5 separate regions of the Mus musculus genome follow, and all the other regions are linked to region 2. A link is a loop called in an ENCODE intact Hi-C map of the cell type or tissue named here. Cell type or tissue: gastrocnemius. All regions are shown on one strand. Region 1 overlaps Stam (signal transducing adaptor molecule (SH3 domain and ITAM motif) 1). Region 2 overlaps Hacd1 (3-hydroxyacyl-CoA dehydratase 1). Region 3 overlaps Mrc1 (mannose receptor, C type 1). Region 4 overlaps Cubn (cubilin (intrinsic factor-cobalamin receptor)). Region 5 overlaps Mrc1 (mannose receptor, C type 1).

Region 1 (5,000 bases), 100 kb after region 2:
TGTATTTTCCTTGTATTTTTATAAGTTTCTGTTTTACAACTATATTTCCATTTTAATTTTGATACCTTCATGTGAAAAAAAAAATTATTCTCCAGTATGCATCTTACCCTTTAAGTCTGTCAGTGGTGAAACGAAAAAACAAAAAGCTACCCGTTTTACAATGCATATATTTTTTTCATTATGTATTAGATTACCAAGCATATAAAGAGATGAATAAATAGCTGGTATGGATTCTGTCTTAGTTACGTCACTTGGGTAACCGGGCAGAAAAGTTGAGGGGTAAGGAAGCACCAGCCTTCCATCCTTCAAGCGGCCTGACTAGGGAACAAAATGGGGCCGACAGGCCATTTAGCTCTGTTCTAAACTCTATGCAAGTTGCACTTCACACAATCCTTGCTGGGTGTGAAGATGATGATGGACACCCTTAATCTCAGCACTCAGAGGTGGAGGCAGGCGGAGCTCGGTGAGTTTGAGGCCAGCCTGGCCTGCCGAGTAAGTTCTAAGCCCACCAGGCTACATAGTGAGACCCTGTCTCAAAAACCATAACAGCGGTCTATAATTTGATAAATAGACTATTTTTAAACAGTTTCTGTAGAGTAAATGTCTATGGGTTTTATTACTTTTTAAGGTTTGAGAAATGTTTTTATAGAAATGATTCCTAAAGGAGACAGACTACAGCTCTGTCCTGTGCTACAGTCCTCATGCAGTGTTGGGGTGATAATATGTCAGTGCCTGAGATCAGTAGTTGTAGCCTGTGTGTGTGCTAAGAGGGTTTAATAGACTCTTCTGACCTCTTGACTGTTCCCTGTCACCCCTACTTAGCTAGGGACATTTTTCTAATTTGTGCCCAGACATGCCCTTCCTACTCACTTCTTTCTTTCTTACTTCTGGAACATTTCTTTCCTCTTCCCTTTTAATCCTCAAAGTGTTCAATAAATCAGCATTGTTCATTTCCAGTATAGAGGTCTTTCATGGGTGACATCTGTCTCATGGAACTTAAAATAGTCTTTGTCCAGTGCTTAAGTTTGTGTTAGATGAGTGTCCTGCATACTAACCTGTGCAGCAGTAACAAACTGTAGAAATTATTTTCTAATAAGAGTTTCATTGGTATGATTGGGCACATTTTCACGCGATGTACATTAAAATCATTTTTTTGTTTTTGTTTTTTTTACTTATTACCTTGTTTACTTACCAGTTGTATAATAATAATAGTAACAACAACAACTTCCTGTACACCTCCTTTTTATGTTAATAACAAAACTTAGGGTTAAAATTTTTTATTTATTTGTCATTTTCTAACAATTTTGTTAGGTTTTTAATTTTCATTTTTGGGCTTGATACCTGCTTGTTTCTCTTAGTATAAAGAATATATAAAAGGATCTATCTTTGTTTCTTTTTTCTAAGGTCTTAATTTTCAGTTATCTTCCCTTGGTAGGGGAGTAGGAACTTGCTTGGCGGCTGTTATGGGTGGTGCTCTACCCAACCGCTGTCTGCTCAGAGAAGTTTCAAGCCTACAAAACACCAACTACACAAATATTCTTCCTCTAAAGTCACTAATTACTCACATTTTGCCTCATCTTTTTGTGCACATTTATGTACTTGTGTACTTGTATGTAGATTTACATGTGTACACACATACACACACACCTACTTTTGAATAGGTAAACATGCTATAGATAGAAACTGTATGCATGATTACTTCATGATGCTTCCTGTAAAAATCAGAACAGCCTCCCATGTAACCTAAACCACTGTTAAGTCCGGGGAAAACTGACAGTGGTTCTTAAGATGAGACTGTCCTCCAAGCTGTCTTAAATATGTGTATTTACGTATCTATACAGTCTTAAATCTAGGATTCATTCCAGGAACACATGCCACCTCCATAATGTCCCTTAACTCTGCTAGGTTAATCCTCATTACTGTATTTCTCTACTCCTATATTGGCTTTTTAAGATTCACAATATATCATAGAATTTCCTACATTCTAGGTTGGTCTTCCTTCCTTCCTTCCTTCCTTCCTTCCTTCCTTCCTTCCTTCCTTCGTAGTATCATTTAATTTTTTTATGTCCCATAACATTCGTATTTATTTTATTTTTATACAAAGTATTGTAAATAAAAAGCACATACTAAGATTAAGCAGAAGAATAGATTTATTTCTATACAGTTAAAATGGGCATTCAGAACAGAAGCTGTGGAGTTTCTATTAGATTTTACACTTTGACTTTCATACACATTTTTATTTATCTACCACCCATATCTGAACATCCATTCTCATTAAAGTGACTGTTATTCCTAAAAGATACATAAATCAGAACTCACATGACTGTTTTAGAAGTAGTGAAACTACAGGCTAGAAGATGTCTCGGCAGATAACAGCGTTTTTCATTGTCATACAAGCTTGAGGACTGAGTTCAAATTGCTAGCACCAACATAAAAAACTAGATGTAGGATCAAACCTGCTTATCTCCAGTTTTCAGTGGGAGACCAAGTCTTAAGGGTATAAGGCAGCCATTGCATACTAGAGCGGTACACCTGGTGTTCTCTGACTCCTCCCTGAGTATGAGTAGGGACGGGGTGTGTGTGTGTGTGTGTGTGTGTGTGTGTGTGTGTGTGTGTGTGTTTAGACTGCACGTAGACCACACAAGCATGCATGGAAGTAGTGAGACTAATTTTTCAGGCTTATTTCAGAAACTGCACATACAAATAAACTTGGTTAACCTTGCAGTTTCTGCTGGTGTGTATAACCAATTAGTCTGTGGTTGCTGAGGCCAGAAGAGGGCACTGCAGTTTTGTTTTAAGAAACTGTTAAAAACAATTAGCTGCTTTCCTCTATTACCACCATAGTAAGCTTTTCTCAGTGATTCACACACCCATTCAGGGTGGGTAGCTTCGAGGTAATTCCATAAGTGCTATAGTGTAGAAGGGCTATATTTTCAGTTACACACATTTGGTTCAAGCACAGTTTTAAGTTAGAAACATGCAAGATCAACAGTAAACACTAATAGGTTGTTGTGAATCAGAATCCAAGTTCTATTTCATTTGGTTAATGGATTTTATAGATGGGTTCTTTATCATAGACCATTGTGTATCTTAAAGATAAACATGATAGATACTGGAGATAGTATATGTATCTGCAAGGTAGGTCACATCCCAGATGGAAAATTTATATAAAACATATATAAGATATGGCTACTATTTCTCCAAACCAAAATTAGTGAAAAACTAATGAACACATTCAAAGGAGTTGCTAAAACTGAAGAAGTAAACAGATACAACTATATTTGCTTTTAAGAGGCTTCTTAATAGCATATTCACACATATAATTGCATCGTACAAGTTAAAATCATGTCATTAACTTTCATTATAAATGTCTCAGTTGTCATAAGGATTTCTTGAAAAGGAAGTGCTTGATGGTAGTGATAGCATTTTGACTTGAGATATAAATGAGGCATTGAATATATATGTATATACACACACATGCATGCATACATATATCCTTAAATGGAAATTTCAGTTTCTTGTAGAAATTCCGAGGACTATCACATAGATACAGCTTTTCTTAAGTGAGCATTCTGGTCAGTAGATGATCTTGGGCAGCTCTGTGGTTCATCCGAGACCAGCCTTCTCCTTGTTGGAGATTTACCTACAGAGTCAGTGCTAGCTTCACTTCCCCTCTCCTGTCTGACATGCCCAGCCACTCGGGACACAACCTGTACTGATGTAGATGAGGACGGAGAGTGGGACAGTGCTGCCGCACTGGGCTTGCATGGTTCTAGCACGGCTGTGAGAACTTCCCTTCTGGACATGCTTTGGGTAGACTGAAGCTGTCAGCAAGCCAGGGAGCCTTCTCCCATGAGCTTACCCTTGCCAGAGCATATGCTCTCTGTCAGAAGTGCTGTCCTTTGTAGTCATTCCTGTTTATTGGTTCTGAGCTGGCAGTAATCGTCATACCCAGCCTTGCAGTGCTGGGGCATACTTGAATAACCAAAGAAGAAAGGTAGCATGAGACTGAGGATTTACTGTTCTCGGGGTTCCAGTGCGGAGTGTGAAATTTTGGTCCTCAAGCAAAATGGAGGCAGTGCATCCTCTCGTTGACTCTGTTGTGTCTTCTCGTTGGCCATCACACTGCTCAGATACTACAGCACTGGGACATTGTAATTTTTGTCCTTGGTGCTGATTAAGAATGTCTTGAAAATATTCTAGATGAAATAAAAGGTCACCATCCTAAATGGTGAAGAAAATGCCATTCTGCCCCGTTTAGTTGCAAGTTAGCCTTCCAGAATGTCAGCTACTATGTTGATTTATTTAATGATAGCGATTATGTGATTTATTTAATGTAAGCTACTATGTTGATTGTTCTGATGAACTTATTTTTAGTGTTATTTGTGTCACACACAATAATCATACAAAATACTGGGGTTCTGTTGTGACATTGTCATACTTGCATGTTTGTACCTTGGTCATAATCATTCTCTATTACCTACCCCCTCCCACTGCTCCGCCAGGAACTCTTATCAATGTTCTTGTAATATTTTTTTATTTATTTTTTTATTTTTATAGGAACATAGAATAATTCTAAGGATAAAGAATATACTTGACTTTAGGAGATTAGATATTGTTGGTATTTTTTTCAATTTTCTGTTATAATGGAGCTAAAGATAAAGGTATAATGGCTTACTTCAAGTACAGAATATGCGTGCGTGTGTGTGTGTGTGTGTGTGTGTGTGTGTGTGTGTATTTTCTCTTGGTAAGCTATTGATTTGGGGAAGAAGATTTTTTTTTTGAACATTGTAACATAGACTGGCCTTGAACTTGTTCCCCATCATTTTATCTCTAGACCAGCCTTTTTTTTTTCCTGTCTCATTATAAAGTTTTTCAGAAATAGCCCCAGAATGAATGAAATACTCATGGGTGTTTTTTTTTTCCTTCAATGGCGAAATACTTCTCTGTGTCACAGTAAATACTGACTTTATATCAGTTTCTTTTTTCTTTACTTTAAA
Region 2 (5,000 bases):
CTCTTAGTTTGTTAAGTTAAAAAAAAAAAACAGCCCAGAGGGAAAGAGAACAAAAGGTGTTCTGTGGAATATACGAAGGGCCGGCTACCAACAAAGCCGTAGCTAGCATACAGTTGTTTTCAGCAATTAAACTGACAGACTGGCAGTAGAGTGTGTATTTTTTAAAAAATGAGATCATCAAAGCATTTCATAATTACAAAATGTCATAGTGCCAGTTTCTTTATATTCCTGTGATAAAACATTCGGATCAAAAGCATAGTCCATCATGGAGGGAAACCTGGGCAGAAACTGAGCCAAACACCATGGAGGAATGGATTACTGGCTTGCTTCCTCTCTCAGCTAGCTTTTTCTTTTCTTTATTCAGCCCAGACCCACTTGCCTAGGGACAGTATGGTCCACAGTGGGCTGAGACTTCCCATATCAATTGTCAAGCGAGACAATGTCCCACAGACAGACCCACAGGTCAATCTGATCTCGGCAATTCCTAGGTAGGTTTTCCCTCTGCCCAGGTAGCAGGTTGGCAATAAGTAAACTAACCAGTACAAGTCTCAAGATAAAAAGCTGGCCAAAAGCTGTATTCATAAGAAAATATATACCATGTAATTTATGTAGGCACACACAGAAATCTTTAATAAGAATCACTTATTAATGTTCACTAAACAAAACCAATGGCGGTAGTATAAAAGAGATACATATGGATCAAATATGAGCTGAGCCTGCTTTCAAAGAGTTGATGCTGGAAGTCAGGTCTTACTGTGATGGCTGGGCTGGTTTAGAATTGACTGTGCAGACCAGGCTGGCCTCAAAGTCATATAGATCTGCCTGCCTTTGTCTTCCACATGCTAGGATTAAACATACTTGCCAAAACACCCAGCTAAAGGCTGGAGTTTTTTAAAAAGAAAAGAACATATATTAACCCTTGTAAGCTTACACATATCTGTTAAGTATGCACTCTTCACCATGAATTTACACTTGTGGACAGCAGCTTTTTGGTACACACATCCCACACTTGATATAGTTCCTGGTGAGAGCTAACTTCCTGGTTTCCATCTCTATTCCTGTATGCTGAAGTTTAAGAAAGTTGCCTTCTCAGTGGCTTTTGAAAGCCTGGAACACTCCATCTACAGATATGAGTAATTGCCCTAGGCTTTAATAATAGGGAGCTATCGAAGTGTACAGTCAAATCAGCAGTTGTCAACCTGCGGGTTGCAACCACTTCAGGGCTGAAACGACCCTTTCACAGGGCTCACCTAAGACCATTGGGAAAACACAGATATTTACACTATGATTCAAAATAGTAGCAAAACTACAATTATGGAGTAGCAATGAACATAATTCAATAGTTGGAGGTTACCACAACATGAGGAACTGTATTAAAAGGTCTCAGCTTTAGGAAGGTTGAGAACCACTGGCTTAACTGTATTCCTTTGTGAAGATAGCAGTGACTATACAGCCTTGACAAAACTGAAAGACAGAGTGCACACGCAGACCACTCTCCTCTCCACCTGCTCACCACATGGCACACTGGACAGAACAACACAAGGCCACGCAAAGGTCTAACACCATCAGACTTCTGTGTTGCAGAAATATGAACAATTACAGCAAAGAACGTAAGTGCATCTTCAGATCTGTCAGACACGGCCACACACCACTTTTGGTCCATGCAGCAAGCTTGTGAAGGATTATTCTCTTTTACTAAAGAAGCAGACACAAAGGGACACAGCAAAGCAGCTGAGACCTGGAGGCCCCACTCCTGAGCTCCTGAGCTGAGTGAGCTCCTGGGCTAAGCTCCTGAGCTGTCTTGGGCTGCTCCAACCACTATGGTCACAGAACAATCCATGCTTACCTTACATTGTAAAGTCATAGGGAGAAATTGCTCAAACATTTCCATAGTATGATTTTTAAAAGTTTACAGGCCACTCATAGTTATGAGGATAACTTACTAAACCTACCACTGAGGACATAACACAGTGGTAGACTGCCTACAGACTACAAGAGAAGCCCTCGACTCAACCCTTAACACTGGGGGGAAAAGAGAAACCTTACAAAATGCATCTTGGAGTACGATAACGGGCAAGGCTGGGAATGAACCTCTAAAGTCCCCAAACCTTGGTCCTAGCACATCGCAGCTTCATTTGATTCAGCTCTTGACCCTGCCTTTGGTAAGGGCCCTTTCTGGAATCAGTACTGAGTCAATCCTAAAGCACTCATTTGACTTGGTGGTAGTTTAAGTACCTTCCCAGCTCAAAGCGTAGTAACTGTATCAATCTGATTCTAAGTCCCTGAGGTTCTAATAAGAAAACCAAAAGGTTAGTGAAGACATACTCATTTTACATACACCTGGCTTTTGCAGGCAGACACAAGTTAGACACCTATAAAATTTAATTTGCAAGGCAACTTCTAAGTTAACAAAAACATCATGTAAGTGTTTTTCACATTTTAAACAGTATTTATGTGGTATTTCAAAGCACTAAGTGTTCCTAGCATTTTAAACAGTATTTATGTGGTATTTCAAGTCTGGTACTGCCCCATAGGTGGCAGCATTGTGCCAGCTACACACTACACAGATGAAAACAAATGAAGGCACCAGAGCTGGAAAAGATCACCAGAGGCTTTTATTCTGACTCCATCTGTGCTTCAGTAAAGAAGGCCAAGACCTGCATAAACTAGTCAGAGCTCATTTCCCAGGGATACCTTCACAACCAAGGACCAAAGTTTCTTTAAGGGTCCTACAGTTAGCAAAGTTTGGGTATCAGTTTAATAATTAAAAAACAAAACAAAAATCATAGCAACTGGAATTCCTCCCATTGGGAGTTCGTTTGAGGGATGCTCGGTTCTGTCTTGCTTTTAAATGTGCCAGAGATAACAACTGCATGGAGTCAAATAGATTAAATTTCCGTCCTTGACAAACCAGACTTGCAAGCCTAGAGTAACGGTGCACACCTGGACCTCCAGGAGCAGAGGGTAGAGAGAGGGTCACTTCAAGGTCAAGGCCAGCTTGGTCTACAGGGCAAGTTCCAGGCCAGCCAAGGCTATGTAGTGAGACTGTCTCAAACAAACCAACAAAACCCCTAGATTCTCTGCGCAAAAACAATCAAGAGCTGTCTCAAAGGAGTTCCTGCTTGCTTATTTCCATTCATTCATCAATTAATTCATCTTTCAACAAGTATTACTAAGATAAGGAGGTGCTAAATTAGATGTGAGATAAATAGGACATGATTTATTTTGGCTCAAATTGCACTAACTTAGCGAGTAAAGGTAAGAGGACAGTGCTGTGACAAGCAACATATGCCAGAACCTACAAAATGAAAGGGCTTTTGTATGTCAGTCACTCTGGCTACAATGTCCTTGGCAAGCTTATCTCTTTCTTCTATCGATCTTCTAGCACTTTTTCTTCAAGATTTCTTCTAGATTTCTAGATTTCTAGACACAATACGTGTTCTTTGAAACACTTGGTTATCTACATTCATAGTTCTTTTGGAAAACTTACAATTTTTACTATAAAACAGCTTCAAACTTACACAAAATTATACAGAACGGTAAAGAAAGGCCCCCACGTGCCTCCTACCCAGCTTCAAGGGTTGCCATGCTGTGGTCATCTTGTTCCATCCAAGCCTCTCCTCTCGACACTGCTCTGATTAATTTTAATTAGATCCACAACACTCTCTAATATGGCCCTGAATATTTTATTGTATATCTCTAAAATTATTATCTTTATGACTAAAACTATAATCCCCAGTGTCCTACATTAAAATAACCGCTTCTGGTTGTTATAAAACCTTGAGGGTGAAAAGATGTCTACCACTAACCTTGATGACCTGAATTTGGCCGCTGGAACCCGCGTGGTGGAAGCAGAGAAATGATTCCTGAACTTTGTCTTCTGACCACATTAGCATCATGCACATGCGCACTTTAGACAGAATTCATCTATTCTAAATATTTGGTGTGTCTCTTGAATCTACAGGTCTCCTTCTCCCTCCCCCTTCCCTTTATCCCTTTCTTTCAAGTTTTCTGATGAACACTGGGTGGCTGGGCCTGCAGGCTGCTCACTGTCTTGAGCTAATTGGATACTTGAGGTTCTAGGTCATTTACTATGTTCTGCCTCCTGTATTTCTGTAAATTGGCAGTTAGTTCTAGGGCTCCACCAGACTCTGACAAGTGTTCTAGTGTATTTCTAAAGGAGCAAAACATTCCTGGCTGTTCTTTCTTTGTGGTGTTAGTAGCTATCTCTGCTCACTGCCTGGACCCACCATTTCAATCAGTCGAAAATTGTCACCCTAATTTGGAATATTTTCTTTGTATCCTCTTTAGGTTAACAATTAGGGCTACAGGAGAGATGGCTTTCAATTGCACACACTATACTTTCATGTACTATCCATTATCAACTCTTCAGTGCATTTCCAAGATTAAATTGCTACTTCCTTTTGTAATCAACACATGAGTGCTTTGACTGACTGAAAATAGGCACCCATGCCCATAAAGAGTTAAACTGAAAGGTGCAGAGAAGGTTCTGAGTTAGGATTAGGAGTACCTGCTTTCTGAGAGCCACTGTTAGGAGATGAAAGACAGCTGGAACCGGGAAACAGTATTTGCAAATCACATACCTGGCAAAGGGCTAATTAAGTTGGACCTGGAGGGCATCATCCTGAGTGAGGTAACCCAATCACAAAGGAACTCAAATGATATGTACTCACTGATAAGTGGATATTAGCCCAGAAACTTAGAATACCCAAGATACAATTTAAGAAACACATGAAACTCAAGAAGAACGAAGACCAAAGTGTGGACACTTAGCCCCTTCTTAGAATTGGGAACAAAACACCCATGGAAGGAGTTACAGAGACAAAGTTTGGAGCTGAGACAAAAGGATGGACCATCTAGAGACTGCCATATCCAGGGATCCATCCCATAATCAGCCTCCAAACGCTGACACCATTGCATACACTAGCAAGATTTTGCTGAAAGGACCCTGATATAGCTGTCTCTTATGAGACTATGCC
Region 3 (5,000 bases), 250 kb after region 2:
TTAGATGCCTTATTAAGATCCTCTCCCCTCCCCAGTAGTGCTCCAGGGTTCAGAATATTGATAAGTGGTATACAAATTCACATTTTCTAAGTCACTTTTCTCTATGACTTAAAGGTGACAGAGTTTATTGTGGCTTATAGCTCGAGAGGTTGTTCATATCTGTTATGGCAGGGAGAGCATGGTAATAGGAGTAGAAGACCCACTGGTTACATTACATTGGCAATATGAAAGTTGGATTGGCATTAGGAAACAGGAAATTAGAGGGGTACTTAGCTAGCTAGTATTGGACACAAGTCCAAGGAATGGTGCCACCTACTTTTAGAGTGGGTATTCCCACTTCAATCTAATCGAGATAATTCCTCACAGGTGTTCGTCAAGACTAACATAATCTAGATAACTTTTCAGAGATGTGTCCAGAGACTTGTTTGCTAGATGATTCTACAGCCCATCAAGTGTAAAATCAATATTAACCATCAGAGGCAAATTTTGTAGGACACATTTAATTGTTATTCTCTTTGCTTGTGTATTATCTAATGTGTGTTTCAGAGGGATCTATCAACTCTTGATGGTCCTTTGAAAGACTGAAAACCTTCCAGGATGAGGTATCTTCTTTCTTTTTATGTTGCAGGAGCAGTGGAAGCTACCATGAGCTGTTTTGGTTGGGACTGACCTATGGAAGTCCTTCAGAGGGGTTCACCTGGAGTGATGGTTCTCCCGTAAGTAGTTTTAAATCTCTCTCTCTCTCTCTTTTTTACCCTGTAGTGTATTTATTTTGGCATTATTATTTGGACTTATTGGTGTTTTATCAAGATATGTCATTAAGACAGTTGGAGACATTTTTATGTAAGATAAATACAAGTTTAGTATACACTGTCCAGCCCTGGCCTCCACATACTTTAAGCATAGTTGTGGATGAGAATAACCTAAGGAATGAAAAACCATGCCTCCCAGTTTATACCAAATGACTCAATTCTACACAAAGCCAGCATGTAGATGATTAAATATCTTCAAAGCTCTTTTGCAGGTGCCTTTAGTTCAGTGAAACTGGACACAACTTTGGTAGCCATTAGAGTCAGATGGACTTCTCCAAATTTGAGAAATGGGAAGCTCTGGCTTTTGCTAGCAACATTTAGCAGTCCTGGTCATCCTGGGAAAGGATGTTTTATGATATTAACACTATTTTCTCTTGGAACCCACAGGCATCTTCCAAGGTACTTGTTTAAGTGACATGGTTTCTTTGGTGGCTGCATCGGTGTCTGGATTTCATGTTTATGGAAAACTGATCATAATTCTTAATCCAGACCCCTTCAGACTCTGATCACTGAAAACTACCCACATTCCCAAGTTGTTTCCATTGTTCATTTTGGCAAAGGCTGGTCGTTCAGTTAGTCACATTTTATAAGACTTTTTCTTCTCTAATTATTTTTCTGTAGCCTGTGTAATAGATGAAAAGCTTCCAACAACTTACTGAAATATCATCCCTTAAGAACAGGCTGTAAATTTAGGAAATTGCGACTACCGACTGAGATATGGAAGTTTCTTGCTAACTTTTTCCTACATATAAATCCCATTGCTTGTGGCCCTGGATTCATTCTATTTAATGGGAATAAAGGAAATGTTATAAAAACCAATTCCCTACTCTAGTCTGCTTAAAAGTTTCCATGTAATAAAAGCTGTTTCTTTCTCACCCATGTCCATAAAATGTGCTTCCATAGCTAAAAGTAAAAAGCAAATGAATGAAGAATCCAAACAGCCCCTCTTTTTCCTTTCCCAATTTGAATTTGCACTGGTGTGGTATACGTGGTTAATATCTGCAGCCTAATGTGGTGTTCGTGGTATATCTGCAGCCTAATGTGGTATACGTGGTATATCTGCAGCCTAATGTGGTATACGTGGTATATCTGCAGCCTAATGTGGTGTTTCTAGCACAGCATAGCAACCTGGTGTTGTGGTTCAGATCAAGTGTGATGTTTCCACCATAGGTTTCCTATGAAAATTGGGCTTACGGTGAACCAAATAATTACCAAAATGTTGAATATTGTGGTGAGCTGAAAGGTGACCCTGGCATGTCCTGGAATGATATCAACTGTGAACACCTCAACAACTGGATTTGTCAGATACAAAAAGGTACAAATCTGTCCCCTCTTTTTCTTACATTACAGAGCTAGCCTTCTGATACCCCAATTTGTTTCCTCCATTGGCACAAACAAACAAAAATACCAGCATCAGGGAACTGTGGGGCCCTTATTTCACAGGATAAGAATGGGGACGTTGGAAACAGATAAGTGTTCCAAAGGAACAGAAGATCAAAAGGCCACCAAGAATCCTGGATTAGAGTCACGTCCTTAAAAACATTCCCATCAGCAGCCGGGACTCTGGCCATCCACTGCAGCTGCAGGGGCTAATGGGAGACCTGCCCTTTAGTGCTGTAGAAAGGCAATGCAGTTTTGCTTTCTGGAACTTTCACCCTCTGACCTTCTATTTTATCCCTGAAACAGGTACAAGCTCCCTTCAACCTGATATTTTAATATCCATAACACAGAACCAGCAGTATAGGGAAGGCCGTGGTGTTGTGGGACTCACATGATATTATTTATGATATCTTGGAAATTAGAGCAAAGACAGGTTAGGCATTGTGGTCAGAGGAGCTGGGTTATGACACCGAGGAAACAAGCTGACCCTTGAATTAAAACATATTGACGCCATAGCAATAAGAGGATGGAACCACATTGCCCTCTGCTGTTGGGGAATCATGGCCGCTGCCCCCATTCTGCAGTTAAGAGACCCGGTACTGCCCTCTGCTGGCTGGATGCACATGTTTCCACATTCTGGATTAGTATCCTTTTGAATTTAAATTTAAAAACAGTCTCCTGCTGCCTGCCAGTGACTCACTGTGGCCTCTTTATGTTGTTAGTAGCTTTGTTTTACTCTGGCAGATAGAAAATATGTTACAGGTCGCCATCTTGGTTCCGGGACTCAGCAGAACTTAGGAAATTAGTCTGAACAGGTCAGAGGGTGCGCCAGAGAACCGGACAGCTTCTGGGACGGGCGGAAGCACAGAGCTGCTGAGGCAGCAGCCTGGGCGGGCCGCAGACAACCGGCCACCATCCGGACCAGAGGACAGGTGTCCACCTGGCTTGGGAGGCGGCCTCAGCCTCAGCAGCAGCGGTCGCCATCTGGGTTCCGGGACTCCGCGGGACCTAGGAAATTAGTCTGAACAGGTTAGAGGGTGCACCAGAGAACCGGATAGCTTCTGGGACGGGCGGAAGCACAGAGCTGCTGAGGCAGCAGCCTGGGCGGGCCGCAGACAACCGGCCACCATCCGGACCAGAGGACAGGTGTCCGCCTGGCTTGGGAGGCAGCCTCAGCCTCAGCAGCAGCGGTCGCCATCTTGGTTCCGGGACTCAGCAGAACTTAGGAAATTAGTCTGAACAGGTTAGAGGGTGCGCCAGAGAACCGGACAGCTTCTGGGACGGGCAGAAGCACAGAGCCGCTGAGGCAGCACTCTTGGCGGGCCACAGGCAGCCGGCCACCGTCCGGACCAGAGGACAGGTGTCCGCCTGGCTCGGGAGACGGCCTCAGCCTCAGGAGCAGCGGTCACCATCTTGGTTCCAGGACTCCCTGGAACTTAGGAATTTAGTCTGCACAGGTGAGAGTCTGCACCACAGAAGCTGACAGCTTCTGGGAACTGCCAAAGCAACACAGCTTCTGAGAGAGGCCCTGTTTTGGGCCTTCTTCTTCGACCAGGAGGAGGTCCAAAAACAAGATATCTGCGCACCTTCCCTGTAAGAGAGCTTGCCAGCAGAGAGTGCTCTGAGCACTGAAACTCAGAGGAGAGAATCTGTCTCCCAGGTCTGCTGAGAGACGGTAACAGAATCACCAGAAGAACAATCTCTAAACAGAGTCAACTATAACTACTAACTCCAGAGATTACCAGATGGCGAAAGGTAAACGTAGGAATCCTACTAACAGGAACCAAGACCACTCACCATCATCAGAACCCAGCACTCCCACTTCACCCAGTCCAGGGCACCCCAACACACCCGAAAACCTAGACCTAGATTTAAAAGCATATCTCATGATGATGGTAGAGGACATCAAGAAGGACTTTCATAAATCACTTAAAGAAATACAGGAGAGCACTGCTAAAGAGTTACAAGTCCTTAAAGAAAAACAGGAAAACACAATCAAACAGGTAGAAGTCCTTACAGAAAAAGAGGAAAAAACATACAAACAGGTGATGGAAATGAACAAAACCATACTAGACCTAAAAAGGGAAGTAGACACAATAAAGAAAACTCAAAGTGAGGCAACACTGGAGATAGAAACCCTAGGGAAGAAATCTAGAACCATAGACTCGAGCATCAGCAACAGAATACAAGAGATGGAAGAGAGAATCTCAGGTGCAGAAGATTCCATAGAGAACATCGGCACAACAATCAAAGAAAATGGAAAATGCAAAAAGATCCTAACTCAAAATATCCAGGAAATCCAGGACACAATGAGAAGACCAAACCTACGGATAATAGGAGTGGATGAGAATGAAGATTTTCAACTCAAAGGACCAGCAAACATCTTCAACAAAATTATTGAAGAAAACTTCCCAAATATAAAGAAAGAGATACCTATGAACATACAAGAAGCCTACAGAACTCCAAATAGACTGGACCAGAAAAGAAATTCCTCCCGACACATAATAATCAGAACAACAAATGCACTAAATAAAGATAGAATACTAAAAGCAGTAAGGGAAAAAGGTCAAGTAACATACAAAGGCAAGCCTATCAGAATTACACCAGATTTTTCACCAGAGACTATGAAAGCCAGAAGAGCCTGGACAGATGTTTTACAGACACTAAGAGAACACAAATTCCAGCCCAGGCTACTATACCCAGCCAAACTCTCAATTACCATAGATGGAGAAACCAAAGTATTCCATGACAAAACCAAATTCACACATTATCTCTCCACGAATCCAGCCCTTCAAAGGATAATAACAG
Region 4 (5,000 bases), 770 kb before region 2:
CTGGGCAGGAGGAACTGGGGCGCTAAAGTGCTTCACTTCCTGGTTTTCTGCCAAGTGAGTGGTACTGCACATGCTCCTACTGCATGGCCCACCATGCCCTTTTCAGTGTGATGGAAACAAATCCAAGGAGGAGAAGTCGGAGTTCGTGTTGGGAAGCAGTTTCAGAGGCCACAATAAATCTTCGAGCGCACGTCACAGTGAAAACCTGATCGCAATGGGTTAAAAATGGAGACAATGGAACTGTATGGTTTTAAGAAATGTTTATTACCCGTACTTTGACTTTTGTATAGTGGAAACCATACAGCTATTTGTATCACCAACTTTTAGAAATGTACATCAGTGTGCCAGGATAATTTCTACCCTTTAAAGAACGTTTTAAAAGGTCTCCACTAAATGGTGCATCCAGTAAGGATGGCATGTACACCTGAGTGGAACACCACCAGGCTCTGCCTTCAGAACACCAAATGTAAAAAAATTGGTCATACACTTTCTCTTGTAAAGGCCATAGAAGCTCAGTCCGTGTTTGATGGCGTGGGCAGAGATGGGGATGAGAACCACAGAGTTCTGGGCAGGGTTGCGGGTTGCGTCTGACGGCGCGGGGCAGAGCCAGAGGGGTTACACACAGCTCTCCCGATTCAGCTACTCCACATTATTTCAAATCCTGAAGAAACGGTTGCATACTCCGCATGGAATCTTATGAAGACCCGATTTGATGAAGCATGAAAGGGTGCTACCACAGTGTCCTGCAATTGAGGAGGAGGGGAAGAAAGGTTATTTTTTAAATCAAACATATTTCTAGAAATATCAGCATACTTAAAGTGTTACCTATAGAAACTCTATAGAAGTTCTAAGAGTGAAGCAACATATATTTCTAACTGTGACACACCAATAATTAGTGCATTAATTAATACAACAGAATGCCTCCAGAGACAGAAGGCTGCAAGGCGATGGTTGGGGAGGTAATGGTGGGCCTCACTGGTCTTTTATCTTCTGTGTATCTGAACTAATGTGAACAATGGCACGCATCAGTGCTGTGCCATAAAGCACACCACCCCAGCCAGGCTGCTGGTGTCAGCGCATGCACACCACCCCAGCCAGGCTGCTGGTGTTAGCACATGCAGACCCACACACAACCGCCAGGCTGCTGGCGCTTTACCTTAGCGTTTAGTTCTTATTTCTTTTATTCTTATGCTTTATATGATAGGTTAACATTGTGAAATGTTAATAAAATAAATGGAAAACTCATTACATATGGAAAGGAGTATACTTTGATAATGGATACAGCGTATCCATTATCTCCTTGGATTTGAGATGACACTGAGCTACAAGAGGGAGTCATCCACCTTCCAGCGCCTCTGTCCTTCATCTACAAAGTCCAGAGTGAACTCTTCCTGCAGCACAGGCTGCCAACTGTGGCTTCAAATAGATCTGACTGCTTGGAAGGTACTCAAATCTACACACAGGAGCCATACAAAGATAACAAAGTTATCTCTCATTTTATCCTGCATATAATAGCAAACAGGGTGCCTACTGGTCCCAAGATCAAATTCTTTCCCCATGTAACTGATTTTCCCATATTAAGATATGTTCCCCAGAGCTGTAATGGTGGATATAGTTGGGGAGAAGTTACTTTCGAAACCCAGAGGCTTTGTTTAGTAATCCAGGCTGCACTCAGGTACATGGGAAATAATACATCAAAAAAGTTTCTTCATTAATGTGGGAAGGTGTTAGTGGAGGATCGGTAAGTTATAAACAGTTTAAAAGATGCAGATATGTGTATGCATTCAGATATGAAAATACGTGTGCTCAAATATGCAAATGTGTATATGTATTCAAAGAAAGGTAAGTGGTGAATACATAGAATTCTCAAACTTTTAAACTTACGATGTACTTTCTAATGTTTCTAAAAATAAAATCTTACAAGCTTTAAAATAAGTTTTATATTTTTTTAATTCTCTAGACATCCAGTGATATAATTCTTGCCTTGTTTGGTTCAAAGGGCCGTGCGAATAAAGAGGAGAAAAATTAAAAACAGTGCCCTAACTCCCTGGTAAGGTTTGATTCTGTAGCTTTTAGTGGTAACTGTAATATGACATATCTGCCACTAGATGGTGCTCATACTCCCAAAATAGAAAGCCACTGAATTACAACTTTTTTTTTTCTTTTTTTGGTTTGCATGTGCCTGTAGTTACCGTTACCGTCACTGTTTAAAAAATCACATGTGAAATTTTACATGTGGAAATGTAAAATAGCTTGTTTGTTTACTCACGATGCCACAGAACGGTCCAAAGGGTGGTGAGTTGGCATCTGGACCATTGAAGAGTATGAGGTAGTTCTGGTCACAGCCACCTGGAGAGTCGATACTGAGAAAGGGAAACCCAACAGAGAGAGGCCTTCCAGAAGGAGCAACGATGGTCCATTCACAATGAGTGTTGTTTGGGTAGCTGTCAGGAAAGCCAGGGTTGGCTAATATACCTTCGTTGCCCAAAAGAGTCCCTCCACAGCCTGCAAAGAAAGAATGGACAAAGGTTCCATTTAGCATCCAGCTTGCTTTCCCACACAGGTAGAAAGCGCCCAACATGGAAACCCTCCTCTTGGTTGAGAGCCCCTCCGGGCCCATCCCCACTGGATAGTCCTTTCCCAGTGGCTGTGACCCAAGGTAATTCCCCCGGGACTATTCTTTGCTAACCTCAAGCTAGGAACAAACTGGAAAACAATACAATAGTTACCCCAAGAGAAAAGTCTCCATCTGCATGCTTTGAGGGTACAGCAGACTCCCTGAGCATAGAAAATATTAATGACTGCGAAAATCAACTCACATTCTGTGGCACACCCAGACTGACGACTGACGTCTGACGTCACAGCTTAGATGCTACAACAAAACTCATCAGGCCCACTCTAGCAGTTCTAAGACCTTCTCAACTTCTAAATCTGGTACAATGCCTTGAGCAGGGTCACCTTTCTGTGGGGGCTCTGGTGTGTAATAGCAACAGGGTGCCTATGGGTCCCAAGATCAAAGTCTCTCCTCAAGTAACCAACTTCCCGTGTAAAGATAGAGTTAGCCATGTTTCCTGGAGCATGGAGTTTTCTCTCCTTCTCTCTCCCTCTCTCTCTCTCCCTCTCTCTTCAAGATCAGTTCTTACTATGTAGGTCAGAGTGGCTTACGGCTTCACTCCCTCATGTGCAGGCCTGCGGCCATGGCCAATGCATTCATCGGTTCCTCCTTTTCACCAATCAGGGAAGTTAATGACTGGGCTTCCTTCCGTGTGTAGATTTTGTTTTCTGTGATTATTGAATGGGACCCTCTCTTATCCCTTAATATACTTAAAAGATTCCTTTCATGATTTTTATTTTGTAGGTTCCCAGATATTATAAAATTGAAGTATTGGAGGTATCCCTCTTTTCTCGATCTAAATGTGTTCATGTGACTTAAATTCCCTGCTATTTAATGAACAGTGGACCAAAAATTCAAGAAGACATTTATCACCCTGAAGTAGCAATTACGACACAGGACTGCCACCAAATGATAGGAACCATGAAGGATTGAGCTTCTCATAGACACATACCATGAGACGTGCATACACACGGTCACATGTGCAGCCCGCTGCTCATTGTGGATAGAGCCAGCTGCCTGCACACACACAGATTTGGCCCTGACTTGTCCTGTGATTTCATTTCCTGAATTCTCAAAGAGAACTCCTGGGTATTCCATCCGAAGAACAAAAATAATGTTTACATGGAATGTTTACATTGTCAGACCTTTTATATGAAAATTTCAGTCTTTTACATCAAAGAAATGATAAATAATTGTAGGATTTTGAAAATTCAGTACTCTCATTGTTAAGAAATCTGCGTCTTTAACAGAAAATCATCAGGCGCAGACCTAATGTGCTGAAGGCCGCATTCCTATTTCCTGTAATGTTATTTCCTGTGGTGGACACCCCATCAGCCCACAGGAGCTTCCCTCAGAGTGAGCATCTTACCAGTAGGAGAGGAGGCCCAGATAATTTCATATCCATGGTGGGTGTCTGAGTCATCGCTGTGGAAGTGCAGATACAGTTCATTGCTCTGAGAGAAGATGGGGTTGGGCAGCAGGTTGCTGCAGTACTTGCCAAGCAGTGGTGAACTGCTGCTGCTGCCATTTCTTACCTGTGAAAACCCACCATTGGTTACCCATCCGATCACCTCTGTTTCAGCTCATCACTAACACGTGAGGTAAATCCAGTAGGTTTGTTTTGGTTTTGTTTTCTGAGACAGTATCACCTTCTTAGCTCGGGCTAGCTTGGGCTAGCTTGGGCTAGCCCAAGCTAGCCTGAGACTCCCATTATTCTTGTCAGGCCACTCAGACTCCAGAATAGGAAATGGGGCTTTACATATTCAAGTATTTGTAGATGAAGACATATAAGAATTTACAGCACTCGCCATTTGCATTGGGATTTAGAAATATCTGATAAAGTATAGCCTCAGAAATACTGACATTCTTGTGATATACTAGCCGGTGCCATGATCCTACAGAGTGTTATGTGTGCACACATTTTGAGGAATGCACAGTGGACTTTCAAGGGGGAAGGGGCACCACTGTTTGGCCTGTTTCCAGTTGTACTTTATTCCTGGGATCACAGTGGGGGCCGGGGGAAGGATGCTTCCCACTGGAAAGCTTAAAGTGGCCACAATGAACAAAGAACACCGAAGATCAAAAACAAATCTTTTCCTTGTGGGAAAAGTAAATGGCTCCATGTGCCTATAATATTCCTCACCCTGTAGACCTGCATGAAGAGCTGCTGTTAGCGTGTACATGTTCAATGTGAGAAGCTACCCCACTTCCCTTCATCGTTCCATAGTCCAGAATCTGGCTAGCCTTTAGAGTCACTGCAGTCTGCAGAAGTGCACATTTACTTGGGCATCTGAGCTGGCGAGGCTCTTTCTATACCTAGGCAATGGCAAGTGATGCACTCTTGGTTCTTCTCTTAAATGTTTAAACAAAACATCTCTGGCTAGGA
Region 5 (5,000 bases), 260 kb after region 2:
ATATATTTATAATCAATTACCTTCACCTCTCTCTAGCTCTTTTTCATTGCATAAAGTGGGAGTGTTGATGTAATTTGTCTTTTGTTGAGAAGATTAAATAAAGTAACATAAACAAATACTTAAGTATTATATGATTGACTATTGGTAATTAATAATTTAATAATATATCTGTAATTCCAAGAGTAAACTCAGCATATAGTAATCTTTCTGAACTCTTATGAGTTGAGAGAGAGAGAGAGGGAGAGAGAGAGAGAGAGAGAGAGAGAGAGAGAGAGAGAGAGAGAGAGGAGAGAGATTGCATAGGTTCTTCTAGTCATTTGAAAATAAAGTTATTCTGAACCATTTTCTGAGATCCCTCCTGAGATATTGTATCATTGAAGGTATGTTTTAAATTAAGAGTATGCAGATTTACATTAGCTCTTCTCTTTTACAGGGTTCTGGAATGACATCAACTGTGGTTATCCAAATAACTTCATCTGCCAGAGACATAACAGCAGCATCAATGCCACTGCCATGCCTACCACACCCACGACACCAGGTGGCTGCAAGGAAGGTTGGCATTTGTACAAGAACAAGGTATGGGAGGAAATTGACCTCCATCTTGGTATTTGCACTAGGTGGATTTCTTTTTCTTTTTCTTTTCTTTTCTTTTTTTTTAATATAAAAAAGGTAATAGAAGCAAGAGAGATTTTGCTTCTCTATTTCGGAGGACACAGTCTATCAGAGCAGAGCAGGTGGAGTAGAAGGCTCCATGGAGGTGGGAACAAATGGTGGATTAGGACACAAAGTACTGGAACAGGGTCCAGCTGCATGCCTGTGGGCCTACCTTTATGTCCTATGTCCACCAGCCAGGCCCATGTCCCAAAGATTACATATTCTCGAAACCCGGCACCATCATCTGAGGAGCAAGAATTCAGAAGCACAAGCCTATGGGGGTCATTTCCCACTATACCCCAGCAGCACTGGTCACTGTGCACCACTAAACCCCAGCAGCGCTGGTCACTGTGCACCACTAAACCCCAGCAGCGCTGGTCACTGTATGCCACTACACCCCAGCAGCGCTGGTCACTGTGTGCCACTACACCCCAGCAGCGCTGGTCACTGTGCGCCACTAAACCCCAGCAGCGCTGGTCACTGTATGCCACTACACCCCAGCAGCGCTGGTCACTGTGTGCCACCAAACCCCAGCAGTGCTGGTCACTGTATGCCACTACACTCCAGCAGCGCTGGTCACTGTGTGCCACCAAACCCCAGCAGCACTGGTCACTGCTGGACTCTAAACCTCAGCAGTGTTGGTCACTGTGCGAGCCTATAAGGGTCATTTCCCACTACACCCCAGCAGCGCTGTTCACTGTGTGCCACTAAACCTCAGCAGCACTGGTCACTGCGGGACGGTGGGAGATGGCAACCACAGCCATCAGGGTTAACTTCTGCCTATGTCATCACCAATAACTGGATAATCCCATCACAAATTCTCAACGGAAAGTAAAAACATACGTGAACTATTAGCCAAAGATCTGTGCCCTTTATCTCAAGGGAAAAATAAAACTCTGCAGAGAAATATGTGGGCCATCAAACTGGTTTACTTTTCCTTTTCAATTCTCCTTTAGGCCTGAGAAAATTTTTATTTATCTGGAATTTTCATGTATGACTTGATTTCTTGATGTGAACTTTATTATCTTTAGCTAAAACCTCTGCTTTTGTCCTCCCCTTCCGTTTCAGTGCTTTAAAATTTTTGGATTTGCTAATGAAGAAAAAAAAAGCTGGCAAGACGCACGGCAAGCTTGCAAAGGACTGAAAGGAAACCTGGTGTCCATAGAAAATGCACAAGAGCAAGGTACATCTTGACAGTTATGAATATCCCTGGCCATTATGAATATATATGTAAATTTGCCCTAAAGTGATACACTGTTGCTTATTATAATAGACTTTTTTCTTTTTTTTTGTAATAAGATAGAGTAAGGGAAAATCTTCTCAATTTCTTATTAGGAATTATTTTATTTTATTTAGTGTTAGATAATATACTATACATATAGATAATATACTATAATATACATTTTTAATGTATTTTTATTGGATGTTTTATTTATTTACATTTCAAATGTTATCCCCTTTCCTGTTTCCCCTCCACAAACCTCCTATTCCATCCCCCATCCCCTGCTTCTATGAGGGTGCTCCCCTACCCACCTATTCACTCCCACCTCACTACCCTAGCATTTTCCTACACTGGAGCATCGAGCCTTCACAGGACCAAGGTCCTCCCCTCCCATTGATGCTAGATATACTGGGATGTTTAAAAAAAATTCTCCATAGAATTCTTTCCCATTTTCATAGCAATCCTATGAGCCAGGCATTATTATTATTCCAGCATATGGACAGAGAAATGACACTTATAGAGCCTAGGGGGAAGGAGCATCCTTGGTCAGAAGTGGAGTTTAGCATCAATACCTGGGTCCCAGCCCTCATCTTGTCCCGTTGCCAAACAAATCTGCTATGCAAGGGGCCAAGGAAGAGTAGCTCTGAGAATGAAGTGAGCAGCTGCTGGTCTCCCACTTGCTTGTGTCTGGGCCCTGACCATATAATTCACAACACAACAAAGCTGGTTTTTTAATGTAAACTTTAAACAAATGTAGGAAAACTTTTTTTTTTTTTTTTTGATGAGACACAAGGATAAGCTGGAGCTATGGGAGTATCTGGTAAGAGAATGTTTGTCACAATCATACAGAGGATTGTAAAATTTATTCTTCTGTCAAGAGACACAAGTTGGAGCTGGGGAGAAACCTCAGCCAATGAAGAGCATGCTGCACAAGCCATAAGGTCCTGAGTTCAACCCTCAGCACCCATGTGCAAAGCCTGGGGTGCTGACATATGTGTAGTTCCAGCACACAGGAGTTAGAGAAAGAAAAATCCCTGAGGATTTCTGCCCCATCAACCTAATAAAACTAGCAGTATCTAGACTGGTAAGAGACCTTTTACATAAAACCTTAGTTGGCTTGATCCTGAGGAATACATAGAGATACGCTGCTCTCAACACATATGCCCACATGCATGAACACACAGACTTTCTCTCTTCTATCCAGAAATAAAGGTCCTGAGCACTCGTGGGTGACCCTTTGGGGACTCCCTTTGCTGAAATAACTATACCATTCAATCTATGATTTGTGCTCTAAGGCAGATATTGACCAATTTTGGGAGATTCAGACTAAGCTATTGAAGGGTTTGGAAACCATAGCAGTTGAAGTATGGATCAGAGACTTTTCAAGTTTTACATTGAGAAAAAGAATGCATGTCCTTGGATGGTCCACCTTGTGTGGCCTTAAGAGGAAGATCTGCGTCAATGAGTGATGGATATAGGGAAATACATTTATGTTCAAAATGAGGAGGCCATTCCAGTAGCCAGGACTGATGAGACACGATGTGTTGCGAACAGGGTGAGGTTTGCAAAGGATTTAGAAATTGTTAAGTTAGGTGGTGCTCAAGTGGACACTGTAGAATCACATATCCTGGTATATATGTTGTATACAGAAAAAAAATCCAATAGAAGTTTGTTGTGTGTGTAAATTTATAAAAAGGTTATAGGAAAAAACTAGGCTATATATTCTTTTTTGTTTTGTTTTGTTTTGTTTTGTTTTGTTTTGTTTTGTTTTGTTTTGAGACAGGGTTTCTCTGTGTAGCCCTGGCTGTCCTGGAACTCACTTTGTAGACCAGGCTGGCCTCGAACTCAGAAATCCGCCTTCCTCTGCCTCCAGAGTGCTGGGATTAAAGGCCTGCGCCACCATACCCGGCTAGGATATATATTCTTTAGAATCTCTTTTAGTTGGATAGATGTGGAGGAACATATACTTGTATGTTGTGCACATGCGTGTATGTGCAGGTGCACATAGATGTGTGTGCTTATGTGGAGGCCAATAGAGAGCACCAGGTATCTTCTACTGTCACTCTCCCCCTGTGCATCTCACATGAGGATCTCTCACTGAAGTTGTAGCTAGGCTAGCATCCAGTCAGCTTCAAAGATCCTCCTGCTTCTATCTTCCCCATGCTGGGGTTATAGGCATATATATTGCCACATCCAGCTCTTACCTGGTCTTTTGTTATCCAAACTTGGGTCCTAACTCTTACTTACTGCTTCATATCTCCAGCCCCAGAGCATCTTTGACTTTCAAAATAATTATCCAAAATTATGTATCTGAAAAAGTACAGAAGAGAAGATACTAGAAACTTGCATGTTGCTCTCCCAAATGCTTACTCTTTTAAGGCACAGATGTGCACTGCACTCTCTTAGGACAACATGATACATGAAACCAACCAAGTTTCCACAAGAATCTTTAACACATTCACCAGCTATTCAGACACCCACAGAAAAGGTCAAACAACACATGATACAAGAACATGACTTTCACATCTCTTGATCTGGCTCACCACATTTTTTTGTCTCAGCTACCCAGCAGGGAAACACAGTAATGGATTTCCTCTCTTCACCACAAAGTGCTGATTCCTGGCATAGCAGAATTAAAACCGGAGCAGTGAGATGTGCAGAGGGAAACAATTTTCAGATAAAATAACATTATTCCTGGCAAAGCAGGCACACGCTGTTGAATTCGTAATGTGGTTACTGGCAGTGGGGAAGTTGGTGCTGTATGCCACAACATAGAGCTGTTCACAGTATGTTTCAAGTTGAGCATGAGGCAGAAGTTACAATCTTGTTTAGGAGACAAATAAAACCAAAACAAGTATCTGTTTGCACTTTTAGTTCACTAAAGAATATTGGAAGAAAAACATTTGGAGGTATTTATTTTTATCTTTAGTTAATTGAGAAAAATGTAAAAATGAACCTCTTTGAAAATGGGGTTAGGATTTGGGAACAGCTGTTCCACGGAATTTTGGGCTCATGTATGAGCAGGTGGTTATGTTTCCACAGACTTTATTTTGCATTTTAAAGAGATTTATTTTTTTTATCTCTCTCTCTCTCTGTGTGTGTGTGTGTGTGTGTGTGTGTGTGT

Evidence for each region. A loop is a pair of places that touch in the nucleus more often than their neighbours do. Peaks named below come from ENCODE experiments on the same cell type or tissue, not always from the same donor. Only the 100,000 strongest peaks of a DNase experiment are listed, where the experiment ranks them.
Region 1: it touches region 2 in a loop (3.0-fold over the local background); 19 of 42 quality-filtered maps call a loop at or near these places.
Region 3: a loop joins it to region 2, with 5 times the contacts of the local background. A loop is called at or near these places in 32 of 42 quality-filtered maps.
Region 4: it touches region 2 in a loop (3.0-fold over the local background); 11 of 42 quality-filtered maps call a loop at or near these places.
Region 5: a loop joins it to region 2, with 6 times the contacts of the local background. A loop is called at or near these places in 32 of 42 quality-filtered maps.

Annotation. Positions count from the first base shown.
Region 1 is chr2:14,148,255-14,153,254 of GRCm38, forward strand. Stam (signal transducing adaptor molecule (SH3 domain and ITAM motif) 1) reads left to right here. Exons shown (of 14, transcript NM_011484.3): 14 at 1-84. Among named protein-coding and RNA genes, the nearest start is that of Tmem236, 24 kb to the right of the region's middle. In gastrocnemius, a CTCF peak has its summit at 2,776 (motif pointing right); DNase peaks (open chromatin) are centred at 2,752 and 3,829.
Region 2 is chr2:14,046,027-14,051,026 of GRCm38, forward strand. All of the region lies in intron 1 of Hacd1 (3-hydroxyacyl-CoA dehydratase 1), which reads right to left. Among named protein-coding and RNA genes, the nearest start is that of Hacd1, 7.5 kb to the right of the region's middle. In gastrocnemius, a CTCF peak has its summit at 2,531; a DNase peak (open chromatin) is centred at 2,543; H3K27ac peaks cover 606 bases.
Region 3 is chr2:14,292,818-14,297,817 of GRCm38, forward strand. Mrc1 (mannose receptor, C type 1) reads left to right here. Exons shown (of 30, transcript NM_008625.2): 14 at 629-716; 15 at 1,983-2,127. Among named protein-coding and RNA genes, the nearest start is that of Mir511, 34 kb to the left of the region's middle. In gastrocnemius, a CTCF peak has its summit at 2,777 (motif pointing left); a DNase peak (open chromatin) is centred at 2,774; H3K27ac peaks cover 811 bases.
Region 4 is chr2:13,276,093-13,281,092 of GRCm38, forward strand. It overlaps Cubn (cubilin (intrinsic factor-cobalamin receptor)), which reads right to left. Exons shown (of 67, transcript NM_001081084.2): 65 at 3,984-4,149; 66 at 2,270-2,505; 67 at 246-743. The coding sequence ends at 636. The region is part of intron 1 of Gm13270 (a long non-coding RNA gene); the gene reads left to right. Among named protein-coding and RNA genes, the nearest start is that of Gm13270, 7.0 kb to the left of the region's middle. In gastrocnemius, a CTCF peak has its summit at 2,103 (motif pointing right); a DNase peak (open chromatin) is centred at 2,618; H3K4me3 peaks cover 248 bases.
Region 5 is chr2:14,308,246-14,313,245 of GRCm38, forward strand. It overlaps Mrc1 (mannose receptor, C type 1), which reads left to right. Exons shown (of 30, transcript NM_008625.2): 20 at 434-576; 21 at 1,723-1,837. Among named protein-coding and RNA genes, the nearest start is that of Mir511, 50 kb to the left of the region's middle. In gastrocnemius, no CTCF peak of the experiment used is centred here; a DNase peak (open chromatin) is centred at 2,481.